Linked DNA regions of Mus musculus: region 2 is linked to region 1. Evidence: chromatin loops called from intact Hi-C (ENCODE). Cell type or tissue: gastrocnemius. All regions are shown on one strand. Links, peaks and the distances in the headings refer to the core of each region. The heading gives the core; the rest is flanking DNA.

Region 1 (8,857 bases), core at 307-8,306:
ACTATGTCTCCCCCAGTCCCTGCAGCAGAGAAGGAGCTATGGTGCATCCCTTGCCGCCCCTGGTCGAGTCCGATGTAGGGAGGCAGCGATGGCCCGAGGAGTCCCCGCTTGGCTCTCTAGGCGCGCGCGCCTTCCCTCCCGAGTTCCCCTCTGGAAGTAGCGATTCCCGAGGCAAATTAAATATCCTTGGGCAGGGGGAGGCGGGCTGCCAAGTCCCAACGTTGCACCGGGTTCTCCCTCCTCCTTCTCCTCCTCCTCCTCTGCCTCCTCCCACCCTTCAACCGTCCCCGTCGCCACCAGCCGCCCAAATACCAGCTCAATCGCAGAGACCGCGGCGCTGCGGCTGTTGCTGCTGCTGCTGCTGCTGCTGCCGCCCGAGGACGCGTCCTCTGCAGCCCGCACTCGAGCCCATCTCGGCGGGCGGGGAAAGTGGCTTTTCCACGCGCAACGCTACTGGGCAGCTGGGGGAGCAGGGGACGGTCCAGAGGGACAGGCTCATCCCTGCCCCTAGCTCCAGTCCGCAAGGGAGGAGGGGAGGGGACGAGGGAGGGAGGCGGGGAGCGGGGGAGGTTTGGGAAGAGATCGGGGAAGACGCCCGGTCCTCCCGAGGCGCAGCCGCTGCAGTTACTTCTCTCCTCCTCCCTCCTTCTCCTCCCTCCTCCTCCTCCCTCCTCCTTCCTCCTCCTCGGAGAGTTGCCGAGAGCCCCAACCAAAACAAGCGGCGGCTGCGGCGGCTGGCACCGCGCGCTGGCCCTCTTCAGACCGCGCCGCCGTCTCACTCCAGAGGAGCAAAACACGTGACGGAGCCTCTGCGCTCAGCAGCCTGGCCGCCGCCGGGAGGCTCCAGCCCGGGTCTCTCTCCCTCTCCCTGCTCGCTCTACATTCCGGGCCGAGCCCGCCCCACGCCCGCCCCTCTCCACCCCCTGGCCGTGCCGCAGAGGCGCCCGCGCTGGCCCTTTGCTGCAGCGCTCGGGCAGCGCCCCTGCGTGGCCGGCAGAGCCCGGGGCGCTGTGTCTCCCACGCCCGTGCCACCCAGAGCGCCCCCGGCCCGTAGGAATCCCCGCGGCGGGAGGGCAGGCTTGTTTGGGTGGCTACCGGAAAGCAGGAGGGGAGTCTGGGAAAACGGGAGGGGGGGATCTGGGGAAGACGCAGGAGTGAGGGAGGGGGCAGTGAGAGGGGGGGTGCACTGCGGCTGCAGAGCCCCGAGAGGGTGGGGGCGCTGGGGCGGAGGGGACGCGGGTGACCTGCTAGCTCTCACCCAACAGGTAAAGGCGACCCCCGGGAGGCAGCTGGATGTCGGTGTCTGGGTGAGAGGCCCTGGTAGGGAGATCTACATTTTTGTAAGATTTTCTAAAGGACTTCTGAGCCAGTCTTCCACCTGGAATCTCCGGACGTACCGTGGTGAAGCACCTGGAAGAAACAGAGAGGGACGCCCAAGGGCAATGACTGTTGGCTAGGTTAGGGTCTCTCGGAATCGCGACCTGGGATCTCACACCTGGCACTATTAGCCGCTGATCACTAAGGAAATAAAATGTAAAAGTCACCATTTCTCTTCCTTCATGCAGGTGAAGAGGGATTCACACTTAAGGGTTAGTTAGTGCAAAAGGTGGGGGGCGGGGGCTGGAGGAAACCTGGCACCCCTTATCACATTCGTAAGTCTATTTGTGATTTTTTTTAAAGATGTAAAGGACCTTCAGAGAGTTCCTAAGTGTACACCCTTACTGTGTATATGTTAGCAGATGTTTGTTTCATAGTTTGCACGAGCATTAGACGACCCTATACACTTTTAACCTTGACCACAAGGATAAGTGGGAGACAAGGATAAGTGGCTAGGCTGCACAGGAAAATGGGTACTTCTTGATGAAAACGGGTCAGCAGCCTCTTTGCAAAGCCTATTTCTTAGTCTCACCACAAGCAGACGCTCCCCAAAGTTTTTTTTTTTCTTTTTCTTTTTAAGATGACCTATAAATCAAGCAGGGTGTCCCTGTCTAGCCCAACCGGCATTAAAGACCTACAAATGTGACGTTGCTCCCAGTGCTTAAAGCCATTCTACTCTAGCCATGGGCGGTTCTAGTTTTCCACCTCTTTTCCTAAGCCAGGAACCCTCTCAGCCTCCCGCTCTCCAGCACTGCAGGTTGTTTGCAGTGAGACGCAGCAGTAAAGGTGCTGGGCATGCTCAATCCACTAGACTGCCTGGCTTGGAGTAGGGGAGGAGCGGATGGGTAAAGGGGGCTGCGCGCCTCAGCATAATGCGGCTAGAGAGGCGGGGTGAGGTTCCTGGGGCAGCCTGCTGATTGGTGGAGTTGCCTGTCTTTCCTGTCTTGCACAGATGCGGTAAAGGGGAGAGAGGGAGAGGGTACAGATGTAGGCACTGGCGCCATTCAGATGCTTGCGGTACTTGAATTGGGGTATTCCGCATCTGTAGGTGTCACCTCCTCTCGAAAGCTCAGGAGCCTCTGTTTTCTCTTTTCACCTCCTTTATCATGCAGTTTCTCCTAAACCTGGTTAATGGATTATGCGGTACACATTGAATTGATAGCCTTCATTTTTCCCCTCTGACAGCTTGGTGATGCGGGCACATGTGCCCACTACAGGAAGGCTATAAATAGCAAGTAATTTGGAAAAGGTACGGAGACTGCAATAGCAAGAAGAGGACTCTAAAGATTTGAAATGCATTAGGGGTTGGGAGGATAGCAACTAGAGATATCTGAAGTTAGTGTAGCAGAATAACAGTGTGTGTGTGGGGGGGGGGGGGGAATAAACAGCTAGTCTAGTCTAGCAACTGCTTAATCTAGATTAGTCCACAGGGAGGGGACCTCGCATTATGTAGGAAAGCACTTCAAATCCAGACTTTAACTTTTAAAATTACTTCCTTCCTGACCTCTGTCACCAACCAAGAACAAACAAAAAAGAGAGAGGGGGAAAAAGGAGGTACCTTTATGGAGGAAAGTATTTTCTTGAAGGAGGAGACAACAAAAAAAACAATTTAATTTGGAAGATTTTTATAAGTCATCTTCACAGAACATTAGGGTGTTTATGATATAAAAGTAATGTTATTCTGACTGAAGAAGAAGTAGACCATCTGCTCTGAGGTGCCCAAGGCCCTGGATTGGATCCCCAGTTATGTACACAGACAGACACACAGACACAGACAACCAGATCGTTGTAACAAACTGCTCACCAATCAGTGAAGTTTAACACACACACACACATACCCTCACACACACACAACTCACTCGAGTTTCATTACAAATCTTAAAGGCAGCTAATGTTCAAACTATACTACAGTAAGTTCAGTTCTTTGTACTTTTTTTTTAATTGATGGCTTGAGATAACTCTAGGAATACAAATTCACATTTGATTCACATAAATATACAGAAGAGAAAGGTAGGCTTTTGTGGAACTCAGGTGAAGTCGTGTTGAGCAGATACGTGTATTATCCTGTCACCTTATGCTAAATTAGTCTTGTGTATTGTAATGAAAATTTACACCCAAGAGAAAATTCACAGAACAGGCAAGCAACCAATTACCAAATAAGTTGCTCAATGCTGCCATCTCTAGGACAGCTAGAAACCACTTGCGCAATGAATAAAGGAATGCTGTCTGCATTTTAAAACATTGACTAGAAGCGCTGCCAGAACTAAATTGACATATTGATGTCTTCAATACAGTCATGATAGTGAGAATTAAAATTTTACGTGTCTTCGGTGCATATTTGATTAACATATCTACAATTACTGTTAAAATAGGAAAATGGCCAGTGTATGATGTTACCAAGAAAATCATATAAAAATGTCAGTTATTAGATACATATATGATGTACATATACATTGGTATATATATATATATATGTATGTATCAGTAGACATGTTCCTTAATACAAATAGGTCATCACTACAGAAACCACTGGAAACTCAGTTAATTGTGGCAATTTGGAACAATGCTTAAAGGAAAATGAAAACTCATGGATTTTTTTTAAATTGAAGGATTGCATTATTTTACTATATCTGCATAGTTGCAGATATTTGAAAGCCTCCTCTGCAAAGCCACCCAAACCATATGAGATACATTCTTGCAGTTTGGGGATCAACAATACAAAATAATTGAATCTGCTATATTGAGGCTTCTCCCGCCCCAGGATTTAAAATAAATAAATAAATAAATAAATAAATAAATAAATAAATAAATAAAATAAAGGTCCTGCTTGAGCAGGTTCCCATAGGTAGGCGAGAGGTCTCTGTAGTTACCATGTTCTCAGTGCTGCTGATTCCACAGACTCCTATTTCTGATGATGGATTGAAAGGCACAACAGTGAGATGCTATGAGATGCAAGCAGAGTACTCACTTCACAGCTCTATGCAAGCTTAAAGAGAACAAGGGCAATAAACATTCTACTTAACTGAGCTCTCACTGTTTGGGGACTTCTCTATTCAATCACTGGTATCAAGCGTGGAGAGCTATTCTTTCCATGATGTAATTAAAATATTGCAGATTTCTGACCTCCTCCCAGCCCCAAAACAACTTGTAGTGAAAAAATACCCTCATCTAAAGCAATATGAAGAGACTCCTACTTATGCAGAATTTTAAGCAATATTGGCTTACACACAAAGGGGAAATTTTTAATTAGCTGCTACCGAATTACAGAAACATACAGCTTACCTAATAAAGGTCTCTATCTCTGGGTTCACTACAGCTGGGTGGAGCAGGCAATGACCCACGCTTGGGTGCATCTCACAGCAGCTTTGAGAAAAGTCAATTTCTGGCAATCGGCTGGTGAGAATCCATCTCTACTCTCGGTCTGGATTTCACTCCGTATCCGGGGAATTCACGGAGGGTAAAAGCATGGAGTGCTAACCCAGGATTTCAGAAATATATTAATCCCTTCAAAAATGTCAAAACTTTCATCATTTGGTTTCTATCAAAGCAGGAAATAGGCAAATGGATGAAATTGGGGAAAGGGAAAGTAAAAACTCAATGCCATGATTTAATTCTTCCATTTCAGGAATTGTACTGGTTGATGCTGTTTTTCCGGAGGGAAGATCAAGCATGGCATATTTCTAAATAGTCTTTATTTCCTTTTTCATTTTAATTTTCTTTGCATCTTTCTAGAACTGTACGTGAATGTATATGTAAGCATGGGTGCCTTAGTGCATGGAGATACCTATGGAGGTCAGAAATGGACATTAGAACTCAGGAGCTGAAGATATACATGGTTGTGAGCCACCATGTAGGTGCCTAAAACTGAGCCCAGGTCCTCTGTATGAGCAGCAAATGCTCTTAACCACTGAGCCCTCTCTCTACCCGTTCTGTGCATCTTTATTTTAACTATGATATTTTAATTTCTTTTCAGTTGTCTTCAGTAGAAATGGAGAGTCTGTCATTCAGTCCTCTAGCTTAAACAAGGCCACTCCTTTGGCTTTGCAGTTGGGAACCAGAACCCAGGACTGGACATTGAATCCAGAGTCTCCTGTCTGGGTTCTCAGTCCTCTTGTAACTCATTTCAGAACAGAGACTTACTCCGGTGCTCTGTTGACCCTGAACTCATTGTAGTCCAGACTTCAGGTTTGTAATCTGCCTCAGTCTCCCAAGTATCTGGGATTACCAGTGGGGGCAGAGAATGAAGCCAGCTCCACTCAGTATCATTTGTTGTTGTTGTTGTTGTTGTTGTTGTTGTTGTTGTTGTTCTGCTACAGTGTGCTCAGTCTAAAATTTGATACCCAAACTGCCTTTCAAATAGTTGGTTGAATTTTATAGATGTGCTGTCTCCTCTGCAGGTAGGGTCTAGACACACAGCACCCCGTACAGCATCTTAAACTCACCTCCACACTCTTGCTTCTCCTCAAACTCTCTCCTTAACTCTAAAGCTAGCAAGTATGTCTTCTCTCTTCTTTGATATTAAAAAAAAATCAAAGTTGACTCCTCAAAATTTCTCAAATTGGGGCTAATCACTAACTAAAGGCTCAGAGATATTAGCTTCTTTGGTTTAGGCAGGAGAGAGCTTCTCTGAACTTCAGGTATTGAAATTATGTGGCTGTGTGCGGTAATGTGCAGTGTAACTCCAGGCAGAGTATCTGACATCAGAATCACCTAGCGAGTCACTGAAGTCAAAACTTTCTCCAGCCCACATCACCTTCCTAAAGTCCTCCATGATTTCATGCGGACTTGTTTCATGTTCCACTTCCATTATCAGGGGATGAAGGGATGCTGGGACACGAAAACCAACAGAGAGTTAGCCTATGTTTAAAACCATATTCACGGGGACATTATAAGATGCATGCAAGTTAGATCTTCAGGAACTGTTACAAGTCTGCTTCAGTGACCTTAAACTTTTTTGCCATCAATTTCTGAATATAAATAACTCTGGATGCTCAGCTGTGAGTGGGTCATCTGCATCAGCCTCTCACCATTCAAGGATCGGGAAGCTTCTAGAAAGATGGGGCAGAAAGAATGTAAGAGCAGGCAGTGAGAAAGGAAGGGCACACATGAATTCAGAGCAGCTTTGGTTACCAGCATAAAATCAAGCCAGTTGACACTTTAGCACAGAGTGGACCAGGTCTCATCACCTCCCACTCCTAGCTGAAGAGCTACCGGCAGTAAATGAGTACTGAGAAAAAGAGAATCACTTTCTTTTGGGGGGCGTGGTCTTTGGAAAGTTGCCACACACCTACATATATAAGAGCTGCACTAACTGGAACCAAGAGGTACTCACTGCAAGAAATAAGAATAGAATGTAGACATGAAGCTTGGAGGAGAAGGAGCTGGAAGGCAAAGGGGAGATAAAGGAAGTAGTGGAGGCTGGATATAGTCATTATACATTATATAAACAAGTGGGAATTCCAAAAAATCAAAAAATTTAAAAAATTTTACTGTAAATCACAGAAAAATACGTATTAAACACATTGTTATAATAAGTAAAGGTGAGAATAAGGATTTTTATTCATGTACCTGAAGAGGACTTTTTCATCAACTGAAAGTATGCATCAAATTTTTTGTTTCTGGGTTAAACTGACTTTTAGAAAATATAATAAAAGAACCATTTTTTTCTGTGCTTTTGGAGTGTGTGAGTCAGGAATTCAGACAGCTCTGCGTGGGGATAACTGTTTTCTGCTTCATGAAATCTAGAAGTCTGAGCTGAGCGAGTTCAAATGACTTGTTTGAATGGCTGAAGTCCGGGACCTTTTAAAAGTTCTTCATACATATGTCTGCTACCTGGGCTTGGGTGACTAAGATGACTCAAGCTGAGTACTTTCATTGGAGATGTCTCAGACCCTTCACAGTATAGAAACTGGATCCTCAAGGAGGTATCCCAAAGGGAGCTTTTAGAAAGTGGATTTTGCAATAGAACCAAGCAGAAGTTGTGCCACTTTTAGGAGACCACTCACAGGTCACAGGGCTTCATAGCCACTGCACACATGCACCCTATTAGTTCAAAAGAATCAGTCCCAGGCATAGTAAAGCGAAAGGAGCCTAGGTCATAGTTTTGATGGGACAAGTGTTAAACAATTTGTAGCCACTTTCTGAAGCTATTACAGATTGAAAGGTTGCTGGGCAGTGGTGGCACACGCCTTTAATCCCAGCACTTGGGAGGCAGAAGCAGGCGGATTTCTGAGTTCGAGGCCAGTCTGGTCTAAAGAGTGAGTTCCAGGACAGCCAGGGATACACAGAGAAACCCTGTCTCGAAAAACCAGGTTATGGGGGGAGAGAAAAGGAGGAGGTGAGGAGGTGGGGGAGGATGAGAAGTTCCAAGCTGAGGTAATGAGAACCAATTTACACAGGAGACTGAAGTTAAAAAGATGAATATGGACTTAAGATCATTAAGTCTTTTAATTTTTTCCAGTCAGCTATGGCATATTTATTAGTAAGTGAGAGGATTTAAAAATTTCAAGCAAACAAACAAAAACACCAAAAAACAAAATAAAAAAGAAACCCTTTTTCTCTCAACAACCTCTCCACTTTCTGCCTTTTATTTTGTTTCTTTTACTTCTCATTAAAGGACTCTGAGAAGGAACCCAAGGTGTTCAGGACCATGGACAGCATCAAGGGGGGCCCCACCAAATACCTAAGTACTGTGGGTGGGAGATAGGATTATTCTAGAAGTGTCCCCTAAAGTGAAGTGATAGAGAGAGAAACGAAGGATTTCCAACTTCCTGAAGTTTGGAGGGAATGATTTCTTTAGATGTCTGGTCAATGCTTTCTGACTTCTCCTATGAGAGCTGGAGACTGTGGTGACAGACACCTGCAACCTCAGCAAGTGGCAAGAAGATCACACAGGAGGTCAAGGCCCTCTCTGGCCTACATAGTGTGTTCCAGGACACCCTTGTCTCCAAATAAACCATAATTTCTCCACTGAATTCCATCCAATAACAGGTAGGAGGACACTGAGTAGTCATAAGTGGCCAGCTGAAAATATGCAATATTTGGAGTTTGCAATTTATAATTTGGTACAATTTATGCAAAGCTTCACAATTTTAAGAGCAGTGGGAGACACAAGCCCACAATGAAAAATATTTGAATCATATAGAGTTAGCATCCTTGAGACTGACGACAATAAGGCATACATATAAGACAGTTCAGGTATCCAGAACTGTCCAGCCTCCCTTTAGTAGTCATCCTCCCCATTCTGCACACATTTAAATTTCCCTTAAAATTTAGTTGTTTGCAAGTGCATGGTTGTTCTTTGCAAGTGCATGGTTGTGTAGGTCTGAAGGATCTGGATAAATCTGGATAAATTCAAGAGTAAAAGATAAAGAAGAATGAGTATAACCTGTAGCTTTCTAGAACCATGGGGAAACTGGCTAAGAAAACCTATGGATTTCTTACGGATTTATATGAAACAGAAATAACTTTCCACACTCTC
Region 2 (8,857 bases), core at 223-8,222, 700 kb before region 1:
GCAGTTTACAGGAGAACTGCAGCTCTTTTATTTATCCACAAGAATATCAGAGTGGAGGGTGAGGAGGAAAAGGGAGATGCATACATTAACGGATAATGATCTGCAGCCAATGCCTTTTTTTGAACTAGTTCATTTAAAAGGAACAAAGAGGCCATCCTGCTGGGTGCGTTTTTCCGTGGCAAACCCTGGCTGGCTTATTTTGATCTGCCCTGTGGTGTGGTTTCAATTAGCATTACCACCTACAAGATGAGTAGCAGCCATTGTACCAGAAAATATGAACCTAAAAGGTTTGAAAGCACGTTTGATGGGTCAGTAGTGTGAACTTGAACTTTGGCACAGCTAATCATCCATGACCTTGGAAAGCTCTTCGGGTTTTCAGGTTGGTATCTTCTAGTGTCTAACACAATTCTGATTGTCAAGTTAATCTGGACAAAAAAACTGTCTTGTGTATTTCCTCTACTGAGGCACCCCCACTTGCATCCACACAACTGTAGACCCATCCATCCTAAAGCAACACATGTTTTCACACAGGCACACCATCTAAAGTCCCTGATCCCAGTGGAGAAATGGAGAGTTGACAGAAGTTAGAATGTTGTCAACCACACAGGGATTTACAAGCAAACACTAAGACCAGGATGGTCCAGGGGGTACTGATTTCGAGTAATGGACACCAGAATGTAAAGTCTGGAAACAAGCCATCCAAAAGTCATCTTAGCTGTTCTGTTTGTTGGCCAGCTGCTAGTTGACTTATTCCTGTGATATTATAATCTATAACCACATCTATAAGTCATATCATAATAAGAACAATGATTGAGTACATTTATTTGTCAACTTTCATGTTGCTGTGATTAAAAACAACAACAACAACAGTAAGGAAACAAAAGTCTACTTTTGTTCATGGTTTAAAGAGATAATTGTCTCATGGCTGGAAGCCACAAGTGGGAGTTGCTGGGTGCAGGCTATGTAGTCAGGAAAGAGGGAAAGATAAATATTCTTGCTCAGCTTGCTTTCTCCTTTCTCTTCAGTTCAGGACCCTAACCAATGGAACAGTACTACACTCAGTGAAGGGGGAAGTCTTTCTGCCCTTGGTTAAGTTAGCCTATACAATCACTCATAGGCATACTACACCTGGGGTGGTCTCTTCTGTGATTCTAGACTGCCAGTCTGACAACATGAACCATCACGATTGGGGTTTGTGGGAATTATGAATAATGTTTTCCATGTTTTTGCCCTAGTACCTGGAATTTTATATGTGATCAACAAATCATATGTGTATGTTATTATCTATTGTGTTTCTATGCACTATTTTGCATCCTTAAATGATGCTCTAGCGTGTGCATAGCCTTCCTTCTGTTTTACCTGCAAAGAAAACCTCTGCGGGTCCTGAAGTGTCTTAGGTGTTTATTCTTGTGGTCAACACTCTAAGAGGATTTTAGCTAGTCTAAGTACCCAACTTATCCCAGGAATATTTCTGAAATTCTGCCTCTTCTAGGATGGTCTTCTGCTTTCAAACCTTTGGTGATGTTCTATGTTATCACCAGAGTAGGGTTTAATTTCTCAATCTCATTTTCAAACTGTCTTTATTAAAAAATAACCCAATATTGTAACTCTGGAGCCCTTACAAATGACCCTATCAAAAACCTTACCTCTTTGTGGGTCATAATGGCTATATGGTACATTGGATAATGTGTGCTGTCTTTAGAATTGTGGTGGATTCTCTACATGAGGATGTCTGTAAGCAATTACATCAGTAGACAGGTACTTGAACCCGTATAACTAGTTTCTCTCATGTAAGTTGAGGGGTTAAATAATAGGATGTACTATATTAAAATTTAGCAAGATTAAGGAAACCAGCATAAAACTAGAAGATTCAAGCAACCACAGTGAACATCTGCATCTGGGATGGAAGGCACACCTGCTCTACAGTCTTCACTGTGATAGACAGTGCTGATTGGGCTTTTAAGATTTGTCTCTTGTGTACTCTTCCTTTGCATGTTCCCCCCATTGCCACAGTACTCCTCCATGTTCCACAGTCTGTTTCGCTGCTCTGCTTATCAGTCTTTTTAAAAATATTTTTATTACGTATTTTCCTCAATTACATTTCCAATGCTATCCCAAAAGTGCCCCATACCCTCCCTCCTACTTCCCTACCCACCCATATCAGTCTTTTGAGAACAGTGAGTGCATTCTAAGCTTTAACAGGACGCATGGTCTCTGAGAAAGGTGCTGAACAGATTGCAGGTCTGCCAACATAGCTCCACCGTGAAGCATCCTAAGGGGCTCTAAAGCAGAAGTGGAATAAGTAGTTCATTGTGCCTCTCTGATGCACGTTACTTCCACCACATACCCTCACATATGGGCCTTGGCTGGTACACTCTATTGAGTGAGACCTGAAGTTGCATAGGATAGGAACAAAAGTCCATTAGCATCCTCTGTACAAAGTATGGTTGAGATTTTACCTTCATGTTTTCTAGAAAAGAAAAAGAAAAAAAGAAAGAAAAAAAAGAGAGAATATACCATGTCTTGGAATAGATTTCTGTTCTCCAAGTAACATGAATAGATTTCATTAAATTTTCCAAAGGAAAATTATACCTTTTCAGTGGGTAAAGAAACTTAACCCCAAATCTATCAGTTCCACAATAACAACAACAGAAAGTCATTTTGTAGATAACAACAGCTCTTCATGCTCTGAGCACTTTTGCTCCAGGAATAAAGGTTTAAACTAACTTACTTATACCCATATTGACAACTCGGGATATATACATTAAAAATGACATTTAACAAAGTTGTATATTAAAGAAGGCATTGCATTATGGAAAAAAACACTGAGAGAACACTCACTTGTCCTTTTGATATTCATGAATAGTGAATGATTTTATAAACAGTGATAGAAACAAGCATTCAGGTTTATTTAAATAAGCTTATATTGCATAAATTTACCATAACAAAATAATGTAAACAGCTTTTTGTAGATACCTCGTTTAAGAACAGGTTAAAACAATATGTGTATAATTGTGTATGAAAAGTTTGATCTATCAAATATATAACATGTGTATATACTCACACATATCCATGTGTAATGTGCATATAATGCACTTTACAGTAAATGTGTGCTTTATTTATTCACCCATTTAAATGTATAGAATAAATGGCAAAAGTACCTGTTTAAATTAATTAAAATAATTTTCTAAGAATACATGCAGTGCAAATTTTATTTAAAAATGTATGTGTTTTTTTAATCATCCATTTATAACTTATTTTACACAATTAATATTAGACATTTTATCTTTTATCTCTACTTGGATTCAATCTATTCTCTCGTAATAGAATACTCTGGTACAATATGAAAATCAAAGGTTGTGTGCTATTAATGGTAGTAGCTTATCTGTCTCAGTAGAGGAAGGAAAATTTGGAATGTCTGTGGAAAATATAGGATAGTTATAATGCTCCCTATCTGGGTATTTATTTATACACATCCCAATTAATCATTGGGCACTAGCTACTGGGAGGACATAGTATGTTTTGGAGTAAGTAGCTTTTCATCAAATGAGGAAAATAGCCAAAGCAACATTAAACTGAGAAGGCAGCCCTCTGTACCCACACAGTCGAAGGAGGAACACAGCTAGAAGATATAGTATGCAACATATTGAGTGTAATGGGCAAATGTGTGAACAGAAAATTCACACACACACACACACACACACACACACACACGTCAATAAGTAAGTTTTGTTAAACACAATCGTAATCAGAAAAAAAAATCTGGAAGAAACCTGAGATAATTTTTTCCTTAAAAATTGACAGTGCATTTTTAATCATTTTGAGATTTATTTTTGTTTCTGTGCATGGCTGCTTTGTCTGCATCTATGTCTGTGTTCCATGTGCATGTAGTGCCCGCAAAGGCCAGAAGAGAGTGCCAGATCCCAGGAACAGGAGTTATAAACTGGTTAGTCATCAGGTGAGTACTAGGAACTAAGCCTGCATCCTGACCTGGAGAACCGGACTGTCATCTTACCCACTGAACCATCGTTCCAGACCTGGAAGTGCTTTTTAAACTGAGGTATCATTTGAGAACACATAAATGAAAAAGTCTAGGCACATGCAAGTTGTGTCTTGGTCCTTCTGAGAAGTGTTTTGATGGTATCTATTAAGTTAAAAATTAACATGATTCTAGTGCATGTGGCCTTCATAGAGTTCCAATATGCATTTCAAAAATTTCTAAAGAATCAGTTTCAGCATTACTTATAATATTAATAAAAACTAGACATCACAAAATACAGTGTAGCTGTGTAAAGAATTAGACATATTTATAGCTTCCGATATAAAAACTTTCTGTCTCATAAATACATAAAATCGTCATATATATATGGAATTTAGATGTTTAAAATCTGTCTCATAAATACACAAAAATCAAGTTATATATATTTGGAATTAAGATGTTTAAATGTTATATGGTTCCATATATGTACACAAAAATAAGGTGCATATGATCATAGCATAAAATTTACTCCTTCTGGGGAAAGGAATAATTTGGAGCAAGTGGGATCTCATGGAAGATGCCATTGTTTTATATTGAATTTGGGTAAAAGCTAGTCTGTTTGTTGCTGTTAAATTGTTTTGCCTTGTAAACTTTTAGTGTAAAGAGGCAGACAAAGCTGTGGGCATACACATAGGTCCACATTATCGTGTACAAAAGTGTGTTCCACATCAGGCAAGACTTTTTAGACAGCTACGTTGTATTTCTGGAGACTGCACCTAATGCCCAGGAAGTCTCTTTGCTTCCCATGCCTTTGTTGTGGGACCAAGCCTCATGCTGAAGTTTGCAAGGCATATAGAGCTCTGCCCAAATGTTAAGGAGGACCCACATACAGGCCTCCTGGATAGGTAGGCATTTCTTGTCTAAAATATAGAAGGGTATTTTTACACCTTGCTCTGTTGCCCTTAGAAAAAGACAGATTCTCCCCAAATCACGGAAGTGTGTGTGTGTGTGTGTGTGTGTGTGTGTGTGTGTGTGTGTGTGTGGTGTGTGTGTGTGTACTTGATGCTTAAGGTTAATTACACCCAAGAAAGTTAGCTAGTGTCCCTTTGGGGGTGTGTCTGGATAAAAATGTCCCAGTCCTGGGCCATTCATTTTAGGATGCTGAGACGGTTTAATAAGTACAGTAACATTTGGGAGTGGGAGGTAGAATTTTCCTCTATAGTCATAAGGATATCATATAGGTGGTAGTGGAGGTGGTGGTGATGGTGGTGGGGTGGTGCTTCTGCTGCTGCTGCTGCTGGTGTGTGTGTGTGTGTGTGTGTGTGTGTGTGTGTGTGTGTGTGTGTGTGGTGTCCATGGAGAGGACTAAACCTGTACTGAATACCATTCTTCAAATGCAACTACACTTAAATATCCATATATTAAAATATACATGCCCATTTTCCGCTCCTACATAAAGGAGCCAGGCACAGGCCGGTCTCTTTCTAGTTGATCTTAATCCCTCTCCCCTTCAGCGTGGCCAGGAGCACCCCTCTCTTTGTAATAAATAGCTCTGAGAGCAAGACATTCATTCTGTCCCCTTTGATCACCTTGGAGCTGTCAGCTTGTGCTGCTGTTTGCCTCCCAGCTCTTGTTCCTGCCTAAAAGTGGAAGTAATGCCCCCTGAAAGAAATACCCTAGGTGTCCCGCAAGGCTGCAATCTATTTCTTCTTTTGTTGCATACGCCCCCTGGGGCCCGCCCTCCCAGCTTGAACAAACTCCTCTCTTCTTCCCCCCTCTCTATATCTTCGAAATTCTAGTTCCTTCTACAGACACTCAGCTGTGCTCCTGTGACGCCCCTAGGCCAGACTGTCTGAGAAGCTACCACCCTGCCAGACTGGGGAGGCTCCTCCTGGCTCCTCCTCCTTCTGCTAGTCGCAGACTCCGCAGAGCTCCGCACTGCAGGCTTTTGTGGTCACGGATCCTACAATCTTCATCAGAGAAGGCTAGCATCATGTCCCTGTAACTTAACCAGCAACTGATCTCCCCTAAATGCCCTCGTTTCCCTGCATTGACTAGAGACTTGGGATGCCTCCTCCCTCCCAGGAACTCCTTGGGCTGGCATTAGGGGCCCCCAATTTTGCAGTCAGCGTTTGAGTGGTGGGGAGTGGCGCTGAGATCGGGCTCAGCTGCAAGCCTTTGCTGATGCAGGGCTGGGAACACATTTGCAAGCTCTCTTCCTGGTTTATAGCGGAGATTATAAGCAATCTGTCTCCTCTCTTATCATCGCGTCAGGCCTGTTGTATAGTTTGTAAATATTGCTCAAGTGAAATAATTTGCAAAAGTAAACAATTGGGAGAAAAGAATATGGACCGTGAGGTTTGTCTTTAATGTATTTACAGGACAGGAAAGGGGTCTGGGATGAGAAAATTATGGGGTAGAATGGGGAGGGGAGGGAAGAAGAGGGGAGAGTTGACGACCAGAATGCTGATGATTCTGTGATGGCGACATAACTAATTAACTGTAATGTCGCTTAAAAGCTTCTGGCTCTCCCTGACATTGTTCGAAAGTATGCATTATTTTAAAAAGAGCTAAGATGTAGGGGGTGGTTGAGTGGCTTTAAAATGACTGAATACCACTCATTGTGCTGGATAAGAAAGAAAGAAAGAAAGAAAGAAAGAAAGAAAGAAAGAAAGAAAGAAAGAAAGAAAGAAAGAAAGAAAGAAAGAAAGAAAGAAAGACGAAAACCGACAAACTGCAGTGGAAATAAATACAGCATTGCAGGTTGGTGTGTGAGGCTACAGCTGGGGAAGCCAGGGCTGTTAAGTGGAAAATTCCTGAAGAGGACATATTTCTGTTTCCAGTGGGAAGAAAGAGAGTGTTGTTGGGAGCTGGCAGTTCTTTATAAAATACAAGAGTACCATGATGATGACCAAACGACCTAACTGAACTGAGAGAAATTAACCAAACAAATAGCTTTACCTGTTATACTGTATTCTTAGAGACTGCCACAGTCTCCTTTCTGGTCCCCTGGGTCTAGACAGAAGGGAGGAATGAAGAGGCTAAGAGAGCTGACAGACAGCAGAAAACTGGAGTGGGGTGGGGGTAGGGGGTGGGGAGTAGGGGTGCCTTTGCTCCTGAAACAAACACATACTCAGAGAGCCGGTCCTTGGGTTCTCAATACTGAGAAACCAGTGTTATCTGGAGGATGCCCATTGTAGGAACACTCTTGTTGGTCCTGAGAGGACTTTCCCAGAATTCCTGTTTAGGGGAACTTCAGAGAGATGTCACTGCCATCCCTTCAAGGGTAGTTTAGATTGCATCCCTAAGATGCAAAGAGAGGAGAGCAGAAAGCAGGTCCTCAGCGATGCCCCACCCCCGACCCCCGTGAAAGTTCCTTGTACACTTGGAGAGCACATTCCGTCTAAGGCATCCTGCTGCAGAGAAATCAAAGCCAAGAAGAAGCCTTGGTATTTTTCCTTCTCTGCAAAGTGTTTGTCAGGAAGTCAAGGGTTCCGGGGGGCAGGGGAAGCCTGCAGAGGATGCTCTTCATCAGGGATGCTCTGCATCCGAGAACTTTCATTTGCTCGGAGCACCAACATGCTAACAAAGTAATGAGAATCCACTTTTTTTTTTCTTTAAAGGCTTTGTTGTGTCTGTAAAGGGATGCATATGATGGCCTTTTACAGATAAGCTCATACTAATCTCAGAATTAAATAAATCTAATTGATATTGAAGACAACTTGTGAGAAGTAGCTTCCACTCAATTGTAATTAAAATGACATCGAATTTGTGTGATCAAACTTTCATGACCGATAGAACACAGATAGGAAACCTTACCTCATTCCAATGTCTCCAAAATTTAAGTTTTCTTGGATGTGAAAATTCAAGATGATGACAGACTTTTACATCTGAGAAGTCTATACTCCAAACAACATTTAGTTTGACAAGAATGAGACTGAGTCTGATTTCTAATAGGCGATTGGGAAAACCATATACGAGCAGTTAGTCCCTGTGCCTCTCTGAGTCTGTCCCTCTGTGGATTTGTGTGATTTTCCTTGTAAGTGTTTCCGTCGTAAGACAGTCATCATGGACAATAAAATGCCTCTTCAGTAAAAAAAAAAAAAAAAAAAAAAAAAAAAAAAAGAGCAGTTAGTCATCATAGCACGTTCTTGCCTACTCTTACACACAACACAGATTTAAAAATCATTGAGATATGATTCATACATCACCAAATTCAACTTGTGCGATTCTGTGATTCTAAGATATTTACAGAGATGTAATATCGATGTTCATTTAAAACGCATTACACTCATCATGTTTTAAAACTTTTTATTAATTCCTTGTGAGTTTTCCATTATGTACCCTAGTCCTCCTCATCTCCCCATCCCCTCATTCAAGGGTGGATACCCCTCACCCTTGAAACTTCCCCCCAATTAAAAAAAAAAACACACACAAACACAAACAACAACAACATCAAAACATAGAAAACATCTCATTGAGGGAGCTGTAGTATGTCACAATGTGCCCCATAGTATCTCCCTCTGTCCACACAGCCTCACTTGCAAATGTTCATTGCAGTGAGTCACTGGTCTGGTTCAAGATCTCTCGTTTCTGTGACATCATCAATATTGGATCCTCATTGGGAATCCTTCCAGTTCTCCTGTCGTTGCCCCGTGTCATGGAGATCCTACAGCTTTGGAACAGCAGAACTGTCCCTTTCACATGTCCTACACCCCAACCATTCAGAGATGATACAGATTTTGAGGTGGTTTGAGCCTTGGTTCTTGGCCTGGGTGATAGCAGAGCTGGTTAGCTGATGGGCTCTCTCTCCCTTATCCACACTATCAGGACACGCTCTCCAGCACTGCTCTGGCTGGGCCACCTAGGTCACCTTTC

The links. Peaks named below come from ENCODE experiments on the same cell type or tissue, not always from the same donor. Only the 100,000 strongest peaks of a DNase experiment are listed, where the experiment ranks them.
Region 2: it touches region 1 in a loop (5-fold over the local background); 15 of 42 quality-filtered maps call a loop at or near these places.

The regions. Positions count from the first base shown.
Region 1 is chr1:82,290,755-82,299,611 of GRCm38, forward strand. It overlaps Irs1 (insulin receptor substrate 1), which reads right to left and starts at 685. Exons shown (of 2, transcript NM_010570.4): 1 at 1-685. In gastrocnemius, for the core only: CTCF peaks have their summits at 990 and 3,569; DNase peaks (open chromatin) are centred at 551, 782, 2,250 and 3,525; H3K4me3 peaks cover 2,336 bases; H3K27ac peaks cover 2,590 bases.
Region 2 is chr1:81,587,914-81,596,770 of GRCm38, forward strand. No RefSeq gene overlaps it. Among named protein-coding and RNA genes, the nearest start is that of Nyap2, 510 kb to the left of the region's middle. In gastrocnemius, for the core only: a CTCF peak has its summit at 3,901 (motif pointing right); DNase peaks (open chromatin) are centred at 5,871 and 6,108; H3K4me3 peaks cover 1,061 bases; H3K27ac peaks cover 616 bases.